Regions from separate parts of the Homo sapiens genome. Here region 1 is linked to region 2. A link is a loop called in an ENCODE intact Hi-C map of the cell type or tissue named here. Cell type or tissue: heart left ventricle. All regions are shown on one strand.

Evidence for each region. A loop is a pair of places that touch in the nucleus more often than their neighbours do. Peaks named below come from ENCODE experiments on the same cell type or tissue, not always from the same donor. Only the 100,000 strongest peaks of a DNase experiment are listed, where the experiment ranks them.
Region 1: it touches region 2 in a loop (9-fold over the local background); 40 of 110 quality-filtered maps call a loop at or near these places.

Annotation. Positions count from the first base shown.
Region 1 is chr2:134,984,298-134,992,297 of GRCh38, forward strand. MAP3K19 (mitogen-activated protein kinase kinase kinase 19) reads right to left here. Exons shown (of 13, transcript NM_025052.5): 9 at 7,240-7,283; 10 at 1,503-3,956. Among named protein-coding and RNA genes, the nearest start is that of MAP3K19, 59 kb to the right of the region's middle. In heart left ventricle, a CTCF peak has its summit at 4,883 (motif pointing right); no DNase peak of the experiment used is centred here.
Region 2 is chr2:135,707,053-135,715,052 of GRCh38, forward strand. It overlaps R3HDM1 (R3H domain containing 1), which reads left to right. Exons shown (of 27, transcript NM_001378107.1): 22 at 2,381-2,484; 23 at 3,007-3,179. Among named protein-coding and RNA genes, the nearest start is that of UBXN4, 31 kb to the right of the region's middle. In heart left ventricle, no CTCF peak of the experiment used is centred here; a DNase peak (open chromatin) is centred at 3,039.

The DNA.
Region 1 (8,000 bases), 720 kb before region 2:
GAGACACACAAACTCATACACACATATTCACATATGTGTTCACACAAATGTACACACACATAAACATAAATATATATCATGCACACATATATATCATATATATACATACACATATGTACTGAGAGATAATATACAAACCAACAATGGCCAGATCATATATAAAAATAGAACTCTGACCTACAATGTGCAGCAACCAACCCAGGAAATCAACCCATTATCTACAGTAACCAAAACAGGAAGCCAGTTTACCATCCACAAGCCAGACTTGCAGTAAGTCAGACTAGTATCTCTAGCAAACAGTCCAGGAAGCTATGGGATAATTATTTACCTTGTATGTTCTTCTGACCAATAATTATTTAAAATAATTATTCCTGGCTGGGCGCCGTGGCTCACGCCTGTAATCCCAGCACTTTGGGAGGCCGAGGAAGGTGGATCGCGAGGTCAGGAGTTCCAAGACCAGCCTGGCCAAGATGGTGAAATCCCGTCTCTACTAAAAATACAAAAATTATCCAGGCGTGGTGGTGAGTGCCTGTAATCCCAGCTACTTGGGAGGCTGAGGCAGGAGAATCGCTTTAACCCAGGAGGTGGAGTTTGCAGCAAGCCGAGATCGCAGCACTGCGCTCCAGCCTGGGCAATAGAGCAAGACTCCATCTCAAAAAAAAATTATTCCTGATCCTGATATAGTGTGGATATAGTGCAGTATGACCTGAGTTAGTGTTCAATAAATAATATTTCAGTTTACCTACTGTTTCTGTCTTTAAAATTTCAGTTTGGGAGGCTTGTGTACTTTAGTGAAAACGATAACAAAGAAAACCCGACTATGTGTTGATCTTCTTCCCCACTCCATGCCAACTCTCATGCCAAACAAAATTTTTAAAAATCTTATTTCAGGATTTTTGCTTACACTTCCATGAGAGCAATGGCCGAGTCTTGTACAGCACTATGCTCCTAGTTCTTGGCCCACTGCCAGAAGCACAGTAGGCATCAATAATAATTTTGCATTAAAGTAGTGAATCATCTGAGAGCAAATGCTCAGGTGTAGGGGCTCTGAGAAATGTACATTTCATGTCTTCCTATGAACAAAATGGTGAGCCACTTCTGGAGCCATGTTCATTTCTTTCTATCTCACATACCTAGAGCAATGTCTTGCCTATAATTATGTATCTGCTGATAGTTGGAAATGATATGCTGTTGATTGAAAATGTCATCATTGAATAAAATACTGACCTATTTGAATGGTTTTGCTAAATTAATTTAACCAAACTGATTTCATTGCAATGTCAAGCTAGCTAAATTCCAGAAGGGAGTCAATATAATGAAAACATCTTAGCCTGGGGGTCAGAGGACCTGATTTCCAACCTTGTGATCAAACAGTGAGACCTTGAAAAAACTATTTAATTGTTTAGGGTTTATAATTCCTCATTTGAAAATAAGGGGTTTGAACCAGATTGTCTCTGAGGTCCTTCCCACCCCAATGAATCTTGGATTCTAATTATACCAACCTGTATTTTGACTTTTGTTGTCTCTCTGCCCATTTCTTTTGGGGTACTTCCTCTCCATCTGAGGACAAGATTTAGGTTTTCAGGATCTGTTTCATTTGCCATTTTTTGGCAAGAGTTGTTATCTTTCTCATCAAGAGCTAATAATTCTGCAGCTAGACAACCTAATAGTTCATCTGTCAATTCTTCATTATTTACAGAGTCCATAATTTCTTGGGAAATTGAATTTGTGCCACTTAAGGTTTTTCCAAACATTTGATATGTGATTGACTTATTTGCTAAACTATCATGATCCAAATAATGTACCCAATATTGATATGTCTGGGAAGATGCACTTTCTTGTTTTGCTTGGAAAGAGAAATTTGTAAGTGTTTTAGAGTGATCTGAAACACTATCAAACTCTAGATCATTAGTTAAAATTCGGCTGGCATTTACTTTACTAAGAGATGCTGTATTCTGCTTTTCTTGCTGTACATACTTGTTAGAATTCTTCTCACTGGGCACTGCCCAGCTGTCTTCTGAAGGGATAAATGGGATCTGGTGATGTAGCTCTTCAAGTTCTTGCAGATCTCTGAGGCTTGTGGTGAGTATTTGATTGTTAGAAATGTCTCTATCACCAGTAGACTCTTCCATAGAAACTTCTTCAACAATGGATAAATCTGAGACAGGAGGGAATTCATTCTGTTTCATGGACTGCTCAGGTGTCTGAGCCAAGTTCATGGGATGAATTTCATCTTTGGAAGATAGAAACTCATTTCCTGAAGACTTTATCTGCCAGTCTGGTTCTGAAATACCATCACCATTTTCAATGTCATGTAGGTTGCTATGTACAGCCTTGGAACTCTTTTCTTTAGAAATTAAGACTTTGTGCTCTTGTTTAATGCCAAATGAAGTCTTTGGGCATTTCATATGTGTTTTTTTCTGAGAAAGTCTTGTTCTGATATTGCTCTTCCTCTCACTGTGTGAAGATCGACATTTATTGGTGATACGTCTGCCTGATGGAGCCGAACATATCTCACGGTAATACGTGTTTTCATCCCTTTCAGTCTCTCGCACATGACAATAAACAGGGGTCCCAAACATTTCATAGATTCCAGGTCCATTAGCAGTTGAATTGATTTCTTTGAACATATCACTATACTTAAGATCTAGGTAATTTAGTCTTGGCTCTGTCGGTTGAACAGAGAGAGGAACACATGACTTCTGTGTTCCTGGATTTTTACAGATGCAAGGAAATGATTGCTTTTTAGGTTTCTGAGTCCGGTGAGTTGATTGCTTCTTTGCTATCTGTGGCATTTTCTTTTGAAACCTGGGCAATTGCCAAGGCCTGGGGTCCACAAGTCCCAAAGCCGGGAAAATTTGTGTTTTTATGCTGGTTTTATGCATGGTAGGCTTAATGGGACCTTCAGTAGAAATCACAAAATTCTGAGGTGTCTTCTTACTTGTCTTGGTCTTTGAATCCAACTTACTCCTATGGGAATTCATCTTATGCTTGTCATTTTCTTGGTGTACAGGTATGTTGACACTATGGTTGTTATGAATGGTTCCCTTTCTTGTTTGGAGGCTTGGTTTGGCTATCACTGGTTCCTTGGGGCTTCCATCCACAGGGAAGGTGATGTGGATAAGAGGCACCATCCTACTCATTTCTGGTTTGGCTCTTTCTGCTATTGATATTTTTATGTTTGTCTCCATGCTGCTACAACCTTCTGGGAGTTTATCAATGGGGTCATCAAAGACTACACTGGATAAGCTTTTAAGTACAGTACACTCTTCTAAAATATTGTTTGGTTCCATTGCTTCATTTTTATGTAATGAAACTCTTTTTGAAGCAGCTTTATTATTTCTCATCTCTTCATCCTGGCTTGGAGTTATTTCTGAATGCTGGGTTTCTTGGAACTTGCTTGGAATGGTACATACTATTTCTGGATCTTGTTCATAGTTTTTGGCTACTGAACTCTCATTCTTTCTTGATGAAAGATATTGAGAGTTCTCTTCTTCAGGTTTTCGCGTTTTACTACCATGGCAGTCAATATCCTCTTCCCTAACTGCAGGAATATTGCCTTCCTTCAAATTCTCAAAAGACACCAAAGACTGCCCTTTTTCAAAGTGAGTGATTTCAATTTTGTTACATTCTTCTATTTCCTTGGATTTCCAGTTTTCCTCCTTCTCCAGGCATTGCCTGTGATGGTTAGTCTTAGGAAAAGAGCACATGTTTCTTGACCAAATGAAGCCATCAGAAGACCTGAGAGTCGGATCCATCAACGACTTAACTAGGGCTCCCGGAGGCTCGTTTGATGGGCTGAGCTCATCAGATTGACGAACAGACACTGAGAGCTTAGGCACAAAAGATGTGAGACTTGGAATGTTTCTTTCTTTTTCTTTTGGAAACTTGTGATTTTGGGGGATAGTAAGGACACCAGATCGCGTGGGCAAGAGTGACAGTGGTGGCAGAAGGAACTAAAAGGAAGACAGAAAAAGCTGTGAATGCAGAAACATATATAAATATCACGCTAACTCGTTTAAAGTAGTCTAAAGAGATTATAATATCCTCTTAAGGAAGGCTTTTAAAGTTCAAAGCTATCCTGGAAATCACAATTCTTTTTTTTCTTCTTGAGACAAGATCTCGCTCTGTCACCCAGGCTGGGGTGCAGTGGCATAATCACAGCTCATTGCAGCCTTGACTTCCTGGGCTCAAGCGATCCTCCCACCTCAGCCTCCCAAGTAGCTGGGACTGCAGGCATGTGCCACTATGCTCGGCTAATGTTTAAATTTTAGTAGAGACAAGGTCTCTCTATGTTGCCCAGGCTGGTCTCAAACTCCTGGCCTCAAGCAATCCTCCCACTTCTGCCTCCCAAAATGCTGGAATTACAGGCATGAGCCACTATGCCTGGAAAGATCACAATTTTTAAAATTAAAACCTCATTCCCAATATTTTTTTTAGAACCAATTTAAAACAACACGTTTTAAAACCAGGATTATTATAGATGTAAATATTCATGGTTATATATTTTTAAATGAAGGCCCTATAATGTAAATGGTAAAAATTTAAGATAAGAAGCATTTTATTTCTCTTCTTTTTTCTTTTTACTTTCCATAGAATTGATTTAAGATTTTTGAAATCCCACTGAAAACAGTTTAAAATTGCTGTTAAAATACCTCAAAAATTACCAGTTATTGACTAACTCAGAATTCATATCCGAAACACAACTACTCACCATCGTTTTGCTGAATTAGTTTGTGAATGAAATGTACAAAATTTCATTTTTGTGGATGACAGGCAAATGGATGGCTTTCCTTTCTCCTTTGCCCTCTAGTTTCAAACTAAGCTAGTTTTTCCTTTCTCCTTTGCCCTCCTCTAGTTTCAAACTAAGCTAGTTTTTATTATCATCCTGTAGAGGTCAGTGTAACCCAATGTATAATATTAAACTTTGCGGGCAGTAAGCTATAAACTCCTTAACTTTATGCTTCTTTTCATTGTGGTCTTTTCCTGTGTATACAGATTCAATACCTATTTATATCACAATATTTATAGGCATGGGTCATGGGTAGTAATTGAGAAATGTATGTTTAATTTTCATTCTATTGCCACCTGTGTGTAAGAAGGAAGGAAATGGAACCTGACTCTAGAAACTTAGGCATTAAAAGTAGATGAGATGTAGTGTAGACCCCAGTTTTACTGTCTAGATGATTTTCCTCATTTCTCAAAAATGACTTAGGACATAAAGGCAGATTCATCCAGTGCTTAACCATCTGCCTAGTAACAGCCATTACAATTTTTTAGGTCAATAAACTCCTTTTACAATGCTAAGCAGTACCTATGCATAAGTATTTCTCAAAGGCTCATAGGAAAAGAAGGGTCAGGTAGTTGAGAAACTAAGAATTGCAAATATCTTTCCAAAAACTTATAAATTAGACAGCTAGGAAAATCTTTCCACCACTGGGGGAAAGAAAAGAATTGCCTAATTTCTAAATAGGTTGAAAAAAGACAAATTAAAATATGTCTGGCCAGGTGTGGTGGCTCACACCTGTAATCCCAGCACTTTGGGAGGCCGAGGCAATCGGATCACTCAAGGTCAGGAGTTCAAGACCCACCTGACCAACATGGTGAAACCCCATCTCTACTAAAAATACAAAAATTAGCTGGGTGTGGTGGCAGGTGCCTGTAATCCCAGCTACTCAGGAGGCTGAGGCAGGAGAAACGCTTGAACCCAGGAGGTGGTGGTTGCAGTGAGCCGAGATTGTGCCAACTGCACTCCAGCCTGGGCAACAGAGTGAGACTCTGTCTCAAAAAAAAAAAAATGTCTAAGGGAGCTACTCAGCTCATTATGTAAAGAACAGAAACACTCCAGAAAAGCACTGCACATGGCAAGGCATAATTTTCCCAGGAACGATTTGCTACTCTAGGAACTATATGTGAGTTGTTGTTTTTCCAAGAAATACAGTTGACCCTTGAACAACAGGGCTTCAAACTACGCAAGTCCACCTATATGTGGATTTTCTTCCTCCTCTGCTACCTCTGTGACAGCACGACCAAGCCCTCCTGTTCCTCCTCGTCCTCAGCCTATTCAACATGAAGACAGTGAGGATGAAGACCTTTATGGTGATCCACTTCCACTTAATGAAGAGTAAATATATTTTCTCTTCCTTATGATTTTCTTTTTTTGTTTTTTTTTTTTGTTTGTTTGTTTGTTTTATTTTTGAGACGGAGTCTTGCTCTGTTGCCAGGCTGGAGTCCGGTGGCATGATGTCGGGTCACTGCAACCTCCACCTTCCAGGTTCAAGCAATTCTCCTGCCTCAGCCTCCCGAGTAGCTGGGACTACAGGCACCCGCCACCATGCCCAGCTAATGTTTTGTATTTTAGTAGAGACGGAGTTTCACCATGTTGGCCAGGATGGTTTCGATCTCTTATCCTCGTGAACCACCCGCCTTGGCCTCCCAAAGTGCTGGGATTAAGGCGTGAGCCACCACACCTGGCCCCTTATGATTTTCTTAATAACATTTTATTTTCTTGGCTTTATTGTAAGAATACAGCATATAATACATATAACACAAAATGTGTGTGTTAATCAACTGTTTATGTTATCTATAAGGCTCTGGTCAACAGTAGGCTACTGCAGCCATGTGCGGTGGCTAACATCTGTAACCCTAGCACTTTGGGAGGCTAAGGGGGAGTATTGCTTGAGGCCAGGAGTTCAAGACCAACGTGGCCAACATAGCGAGACCCTGTCTCTAAACAAAACAAAACAGAACACCCAGCACTTTGGGAGGCCGAGGCGGGCGGATCACGAGGTCAGGAGATCGAGACCATCCTGGCTAACATGGAGAAACCCCGTCTCTACTAAAAATACAAAAAATTAGCCGGGCGTGGTGGCGGGTGCGTGTAGTCCCAGCTACTCGGGAGGCTGAGGCAGGAGAATGGCGTGAACCCGGGAGGCGGAGCTTGCAGTGAGCCGAGATTGCACCACTGCACTCTAGCCTGGGTGACAGAGTGAGACTCTGTCTCAAAAAACAAAACAAAACAAAACAAAACAAAACAAAACAACCGGTAGGCTATTAGTAGCTAAGTTTTGGGGGAATCAAAGCTTATGTGTGGATTTTTGACTGTGTTGGGGACATCAGTGACCCTACCCCCTGCATTGTTGAAGGGTCAAGTGTAATTGCTGAGGATTTGGTTCTAAATTAGTGAATAGAGTTGTTTGGTTTTAATTCTCAAGTCAAAAATGCTAGCACTAATCTTACCTTGATGCTTCGGCCACTGTACTTCATATGAGAGGTCGAAAACTCTACAACAAGAAAAACAATAACTGGATATTCTTAGTAGTAGAAAGAAAACAGTCTCAAGCCAGAGTCTGGGGATGGAGTAATACAGATGCTAAGGGGTCTGAGGAAAAGTTGTAGAAATTGGAGGTTTCCCCTGTGGAATTCACACAGAGGTGGAATCATCACACAAAACTTCAGGCTGCTGCCACTAGCAGGGGTTGCTGTTTTATATTTATATCTCTATTCTGACAGAAAACCTGAGATCTCTGGACCAGAGAGCAGACCATTTATCACTCACAGAACATTGTAATGCCAGTTCCCCACAACCCAGTTCCTCACAGGGCAACGTGATGAGAGCCGGGTGTTGACCTGCACAGCTGGCAGAGCTGCATCACAGGAGGGAGCTCTGGAATGATGAGACTCAGGTGGTATATTGGGTGGTGGCACTTTAGCCCATCTTTCCCTCCAGAGAAGGAGAGAGCACTTTACTATGAATTGTAAGCAAATGCCTCCAGGAGAAAGATGACTCTATGTTTTATTACCCTAGAATATAAGCAAACAGCTTTTGGGAAAATCAGCCTCTAAATTTCTCTGGAGCAATACACTAACTTCGGAGGCGTTTCTGACATTCAGTCATCTTTTAACTTAGTTTCCTAGTGTTTTTTGCTTAGAAAGCCTGAACTGTGCAGAAATGTGAAAATATTCTTGTATAAGTGTCTCCCAACAGTTGTTTAAACTAG
Region 2 (8,000 bases):
GGGCTGGCCCATTCATAGTTTTATGTCAGGACTTTTCAGGAAGTTTGGGGATAAATGGGATTATTTGAGATTGATGTTTCATTTTTCTGTTAAAGGGTAGGATATCAACTTTGAATGACTAGGCCTGGTGCTTTACTTTAAAAGTCCTTCTTTCCCTCCTGTCTTCCAAAGGAGGAGAAACTTGTGAAATTACTATAGAACTGATTCATCTCTGGTATAATATATTTGTATTTTTAAAGAGAGAGTGTAAATACTGACTTCTGTGCTTTCTTTTTTCTAAAGTGTTTAAGTGATTTAAGAGGGTGTCTCATTGCCTAGTCTATGTCCCTTGAATTATCTATACGTCTCTCAGAAGATAAGTAGAGGCCTGGAACTCATTTACATAATTCTAAAACTTGATTCTTACTCATTTACCTAACGGGTAATCTAGTGCTAGAAACCCACTAGAGTGGTAAAATGAAATCGCAGTTTGTAATTTAGTAGAGTATGGGCTATATTGCTTACTTCAGTGACCGACCTGAGTATTCCCTTCCCTTTGCAGGATGGCTTGCTTTCACCCACATGTCTCAGACCTTAGCAAACAAGATCAGAGTGAGGGGCATGGCTCAGGAGAGCTGTTCACATGGGTTAGAACAGAGCCTAAAAAACCTTCCACCTCTGGGGACCTTTCTGTTTTCCTCAATTTCGGCACATTTACAGACTTAAGCTGTATTATTTCCACAGGTAGCTAATACTTATATTACACATTACAACCATAATTAACATAAATTTCAGAAAGTACTGTTTTCACTTATGATCCAAAATCACTTTCTATTAAATCCTCCCTTTATATCTCTTTTTCCCTTTTATTGAACCGCTCTGAGTTACTGCCCCTAAAAAGGCATAAAGCTTTACTAATTCTTATTAACTGTCAGCCTGAAAGACAGAATTAACTTTTTATTATGGAAATCTGTAAACATATATAAATATAAACAGAAGTATACTGAACCCATATATGCCCATCACCAATTATGTAATTACTAATCTGTTTTCATATAAATCTCTGCCTCTTCTCCCTCCAATATTAGTTTGAAATAAATCCCAGGCATCATAGTATTTCATATCCATGAGTATTTCAGCATATGTATCCCTGAAGGATTTTTTAAATCCCACATAATATCATTTTATATCTTAAAATATTGAGGTTAATTCATTAATTACATCAAATATCCAGTTAATATTTGTATTTCCTTCTGCCCCGCAAATATTGCTTATGTTTTTACACATTTGTCTTAGAGTTTCCCATATTCTGGATTTTACCGATTGCGTCATCATACTGTCATTTAACATGTCTTCCTGTATTCTCTGTAATTCAGTAGTTTTGTATAAAGTTTAATGCAATTATACGAGACACAGGTGCAAAAAGTTATTCCAACTAAATTAAGAAATACTGTTTTTGTAAGACAGCTTTTTAAAATGACAAAGACAATAGAGTTTTAGATATAAATTATGGCTCTCAGTTACTCATGAATTCTCAGAATAGTATCATTCTGTGGTTTTTAACTATTATAAAAAAATTCTAGAAAAAACTTCAGAGATAATGTTATGACAAACCCCATATTAATTTGAGTCTGAAAGACTGCTCAGGCCAGGTGCAGTGGCTCACACCTGTAATTCCAGCATGTGGGGAAGCTGAGACAGGAGGATCACTTGAGGTCACGAGTTCAAGACCAGCCTGGCCAAAATGGCAAAACCCCATTCTACTAAAAATGCAAAAAGTAGCCGGGTGTGGTGGCAGACACCTGTAATCTCAGCTACTTGGGAGGCTGAGGCAGGAGAATTGCTTGAAGCCTGGAGGCAGAGGTTGCAGTGAACTGAGATCGTACCACTGCTCTCCAGCCTGGGTGACAGGGCAGAACTCTGTCTCAAAAAAAAAAAAAAAAAAAACTAACTGTTCAAAAATACAGCAGTAACTTAATGGTTTCACACTAATAGCCTTTAATTTTTGTCAATATTTTGTTAACTATGTCAGAACATGTTCTGTTGTTTCCTCTATTCTTAGTAATTAGTCTCGCTCTGTCGCACAGGCTGGAGTGCAGTGGCGCAATCTCGGCTCACTGCAAGCTCTGCCTCCTGGGTTTACACCATTCTCCTGCCTCAGCCTCCTGAATAGCTGGGACTACAGGCACCTGCCACCACGCCCGGCTAATTTCTTGTATTTTTAGTAGACATGGGGTTTCACCGTATTAGCCAGGATGTTCTCGATCTCCTGACCTCGTGATCCGCCCGCCTTGGCCTCCCAAAGTGCTGGGATTACAGGCGTGAGCACCGCGCCCAGCCCATTCAAGAATGTTTATAGTCATCCTCCTCTCATTATGCTGTTTTTTTGTTTTTTCCATAGCTCTTCAGTAGGTTACCTGCAACATCCAGGATCAGAACAAGTACAATTTCCTCGAACCACTTCACCATGCAGTTCCCAGCAGCTTCAAGGCCACCAATGTACAGGTATAAAGAAATCAGTGAAAATAAGATGATTGGTTCATATGAGAAATAGTTCGATTACTTTCCTTAGGCATTTCTACAAAAAGCTTCTCAATTTGTGATGTGCTGAAATACACCCACAATATTGAGGGTGCTGTACTGAATCATAGTTAACATGTGCAGTCCACTTCTTCCTTTCCTTCTACTGCTGCTATCACAGTACTATCCTGATTCTCCTTTCTCAGAAGTATTGATACTCTCTAGGGTTATTTCCTATGCCTTCTGTCATTACTCTTCCAGCTGTTCCTGTTTACTCCAAATTACCTTTATGATAAGTGAGATGTTTAGGCCTACAGAGTCCATCTTAATGCCTGTTTAAACACACAATACTTGTAGTGTGATGCACTAGGGCTTCAACCTGGTTTTCTTAGTTAATAGTAAAATTTTATTCAGAAATGTAAAATTACTACTGTTATCCTAGTGTTCAGAAACACCAACTAGTTGCTAAAATATTCTGACTATAGCATCCTAAATTCTGATTTTCAGCTGGACCACCACCGCCACCTGGTGGGGGGATGGTGATGATGCAGCTCAGTGTACCAAACAATCCACAATCTTGTGCCCACTCACCCCCGCAGTGGAAACAAAACAAATATTACTGTGATCACCAGAGAGGACAGAAGTGTGTAGAATTTAGCAGTGTAGACAATATTGTCCAGGTAAGATGGTTTTGTTCATTATCATTTTGAAACGTTACATTTTTGTTACCTAAGATTGACTTATAAGGCTTGAATTTGAAATCCCGTCAGCCAGATTAATAAAAGAATTTGGGCCAGGCGCGGTGGCTCTCCCCTGTAATCCCAGCACTTTTTGGGAGGCTGAGGCACGGGGATCACCCAGTTTCAGACCAGCCTGACCAACATGGTGAAATCCCATCTCTACTAAAAATACAAAATCAGCTGGGTGTAGTGGCACATGCAAAAATACAAAATCAGCCGGGTATGGTGGTAGCATGCATCCCAGCTACTCAGGAGGCTGAGGCAGGAGAATCGCCTGAACCCAGGTGAGTGGAGGTTGTAGTGAGCCAAGATCGTGCCATTGCACTCCAGCCTGGGCAACAAGAGTGTAACTCTGTCTCAAAAAAAAAAGACGGAGGAAAAAAAGAATCAGTGTTTAAATATTATTTGCTAACTTCTGCGTATTCAAAAAAGTGTTTTCTAACTTAAAAAGATAAACTAGATCTAAAATTTGGTGAAGAAAAATAAGCATTTATCCTACCTTTCCCATATGACTATATATTAATGTAACCAAATAGTTGATAAGGGAATGTTCTCTGTAGAATAATCCAGTTAATAAATGCAGAAGCAATGGTAGAATTAGAAAATTGCCAGAAAATCATCAGCAGATCCTAAAAATATTAGATTAAAAAGTTTTGGTTGAGAAACTGCTCACTTTAAAAAAAAATTTTGAGAGGTATTTTAAATGGATGAATTAGAGAGACAGCCCTGAATCCACTGATCAGTTGTAACATCACTAAAAGTGGGCCAGCCAAACATTATTTACCTCTTCATGTGGTATAGAAGGAAGTACACAGCATTACTTATGATATACTCTTACCGAAATTTGAATCTATTCAAGCCTCTAACCCTAGCTACTAGTTTATGGGAAATATAAGAAGAAACAAAAACAAATTACCTGATACCTGATACCAGTGGGACATTTTACTTGACAAATTGGCCCTGTTACTTGAATAGATGGCATTTTGAAATAGGAGCTTGGTCTGTTATACATTAAAAGAGACTCAAGAGGTATAATATCAGATATAATGTATGGATCTTATTTGGATATTGAATGATCAAAAGACATTTTTTAAGGCCAGGCGCAGTGGCTCATGCCTGTAATCCCAGCACTTTGGGAAGCTAAGGCAGACCTGGAACGCAGGAGTTCGAGACCAGCCTGGGTAACATGGTGAAACCCTGTCTCTATAAAAAATACAAAAAATTATTCGGCCATGGCAGTGTGCACCTGTAGTCCCAGCCACTCAGGAGGCTGAGGCAAGATTGCTTTATCCCAGGAGTTCAAGGCTGCAGTGAGCTATGATCATGCCACTGCGCTGCCCCCTAGCAACAGAGGGAGACCCCAACTCTTTGAAAAAAAAAAAAAAACCCAGGCACAGTGGCTCATGCCTATAATCCCAGCACTTTGGGAGGCCAAAGCGGGCAGATCACCTGAGGTCAGGAGTTTGAGACCAGCCTGGCCAACATGGAGAAACCCCGTCTCTACTAAAAATACAAAACTTAGCTGGACGTGGTGGCGGGCACCTGTAATCTCAGCTACTCAGGAAGCTGAGGCAGTAGAATTGCTTGAACCCAGGAGGCAGAGGTTGCAGTGATCTGAGATCGTGCCCTTGCACTCCAGCCTGGGTGACAGAGCGAGACTCTGTCTAAAATTAAAAAAAAAAAAAAAAAAAAAAAAAGAGTTGTCCGTTAGATATAAATGTTTGTATACTGAAATATTTACAAGTAAAATGCTGAGATTTGCTTTAAATACTTCAGGAAAAACAAAGCCAGGGCGATCACAGTTGAACCTGGATGATGGGTACATGGAATTTCATTATGCTTTTCTATCTATACTTTTATATACTTGAAATTTTATAGAATTAAAAGGTTTTATCTTTTGTTGAGAAAAGGTTACCCTCTGACACCAGGCTGGACTGCATTTGCACAGTCACAGCTTACTGCAGCCTCAACCTCCTGGGCTCATCATTTAGAGACAGGGTCTGGCTCTGTTACCTAGGCTGGAGTGCAGTGGCATGTTCTGGGCCTACTGCAGCTTCCATCTCCTGGGCTCAAGCCATCCTCCCACCTCAGCCACTTGAGTAGCTGAGACCGCATGCACACCACCATGCCCAACTAATTTTTTTTTTTTTTTTTTTTTTTTATAGAGATGGGGTATTGCCGTGTTGCCCAGGCTAGTCTCAAATTCCTGAGCTCAAGCGGTCCACCTGGCTCAGCCTCCCAAAGTGCTGGGATCATAGGCTTGAGCCGCTTTACCCAGCCAGGTTTTAACTTTTTTTAAAAGATACAGGTTGGGCATGGTGGCTTACGACTGTAATCCCAGCACTTCCGGCCGGGCACGATGGCTCACGCCTGTAATCCTAGCACTTTGGGAGGCCGAGGTGGGAGGATTACGAGATCAGGAGATCGAGACCATCCTGGTTAACATGGTGAAACCCCGTCTCTACTAAAAATACAAAAAATTAGCTGGGCGTGGTGGTGGGCGCCTGTAGTCCCAGCTACTTGGGAGGCTGAGGCAGGAGAATGGCGTGAACCTGGGAGGCGGAGCTTGCAGTGAGCCAAGATCGCCCCACTGCACTCCAGCCTGGGCAACAGAGCAAGACTCCGTCTCAAAAAAAATAAATAAAAATAAAAAAAATCCCAGCACTTTGGGAGGCCAAGGAGAAAGGATCACTTGAGTCCAGGAGTTCAAGAGCAGCCTAGACAACATAATGAGATTCCATCTCTATAAAAAAATTAAAAATTAGCCAGGTGTGGTGGTATACACCTGTAGCGCTAGTTACTTGGGAGGCTGAACCAGGAGGATTGCTTGACCCTGAGTGGTAGAGGCTGCAGTGAGCTGTGATCACACTACTGTACTCCAGCCTAGGTAACAGAGTGAGACCCTGTCTCAAAAAAAACAAAAGGAGGGGGAACAAAGGTTATTACAGATCAGCTCACAAACTACCAATGGCCATTAAACAGATGAAAATATAAAACTACTTTTCATCTATATAATTGGGAAAATTCAGGAAGACCAATAATCTGCCGTAGTAATAGTTTGGCAAAGATCAAGTTATAAGCTCTGGGACTCTCTTTGTGGTAGTGTAAATTGGTACAGCTCTTTGGAATGCACTTTGGAGACATTTTTCAAAATGTAGAATTTGATCCACAGATATGCTTCTGGAACTTTACCCAGTAAAAATTAAATAATAAGTGCAAAAATATGTGTACAATATTTCTTTTTTCCTGTTGTAATATTGAAAAACTGTGAACAGTCTTGACATTCACCAGTGGGTAACTGATTATTACTGTGCCATTTAGGAAAATGCCCTTAAGTGTGTAATACTGAAAAGAATAAGATAAACCTACTATTGAAATGGTAGTTTGTAAATAACCAGTCTCCATTAAAAGGAACTAGGGCTCCTTAGAAAAATAACTGTTGCCAGAGTTGGTGCAGGGAAAGTACCAGATGGGTGTAGGCCATCTTGGCTATGCCAGAAAGTAAGGAAGGGATGGAAGAAAAATAGGGACGTCTTGAAGAATACAGGATCAGGAGTGGAGGTTTGGGGCATAAAACAATGATAGAAATGAATGATCATCCATAGAATAAAATAAGAATTCATGAGTCCATACTGATAAAAATCAATAAATGGAAAATGAAACTGTCTTACCTTAGTGTAATATAAAGTGATAAATGTAGAATCGTGAAATTAAAAGATCACCACCAAGAAAACCATCAGGCAAGAGTCACCACTAGAGGCTACAAAACTAGTGGGTGAAATTCTGAGGAAAAGCATAATTTTTTTTTAAAGTATCTCCCTACAAGATACTTAAAACTACAAAGGAAAAAAATTGTAATTTACAGTGGAGAAACCTGATAGGCACCATGTTAACAAAGCAGTCGAAGTAAATATCACCAATACTGTGATGAGAGATAGACGTCAGGTTCCTTCTGATGTGATCCATTGAGAAGGACACATTACTTCTCTGGTGTTCCTTTCCCAAATATATAACATGAACTTTTTAATGAGGAGACAGCAGACAAACCCAAATTGAGGGACAGTCTACAAAATAACTGATCTTCCAAAACAAATCTTCAGAAATGTCAAAGTCATGAAAGAAAGAAGAGACTGTGCTGTTCTGCTTCAGATTAAAGAAGATTAAAGAGCCATGACAACAAAATGCAGCCCTTGATTCTAGTCTGGATTCTGGACTTGAAGGGAAACATTTTTCTTATCTTTTGCTATAAGGGACATTAGTGGGACACTTGGCAAAATTTAAATTAACTGTAGATTAGATAATACTATTGTATTGTTAATTTTCTGGCTTTTATTCTACTTTGATTATATTATAAAAGTCCTTGTTGTTAGGAAATAGACACTAATTATTTTGGGTTAAAGGAATATCATGTGAAATTCACTTTCAAACAGTTCCAAAAAACACAGTGATATATATGTATATATATGGGTGTATACACACACACACACACACACACACACAGAGAAAGCAGTGTAATAAAAGTTAAGATCATTTGGGAAATCTGGGAATTCTTTTACAATCTTAGGAACTATTCTCTAATGAAATTATTTAAATATGAAATGTTACAGTATTTAATATGAAAAAAGAGTGAGTTCGCTGTATGTATTCTCTCATGCAAAAGTATCGGCAATATTATTGCCAAGGTACAAAAGCAAGTTTTGAAAGTAGGATGTATAGTCTGTTCCCATTTTTGTGAAAAATGGATGTATGAATGCATGTGCA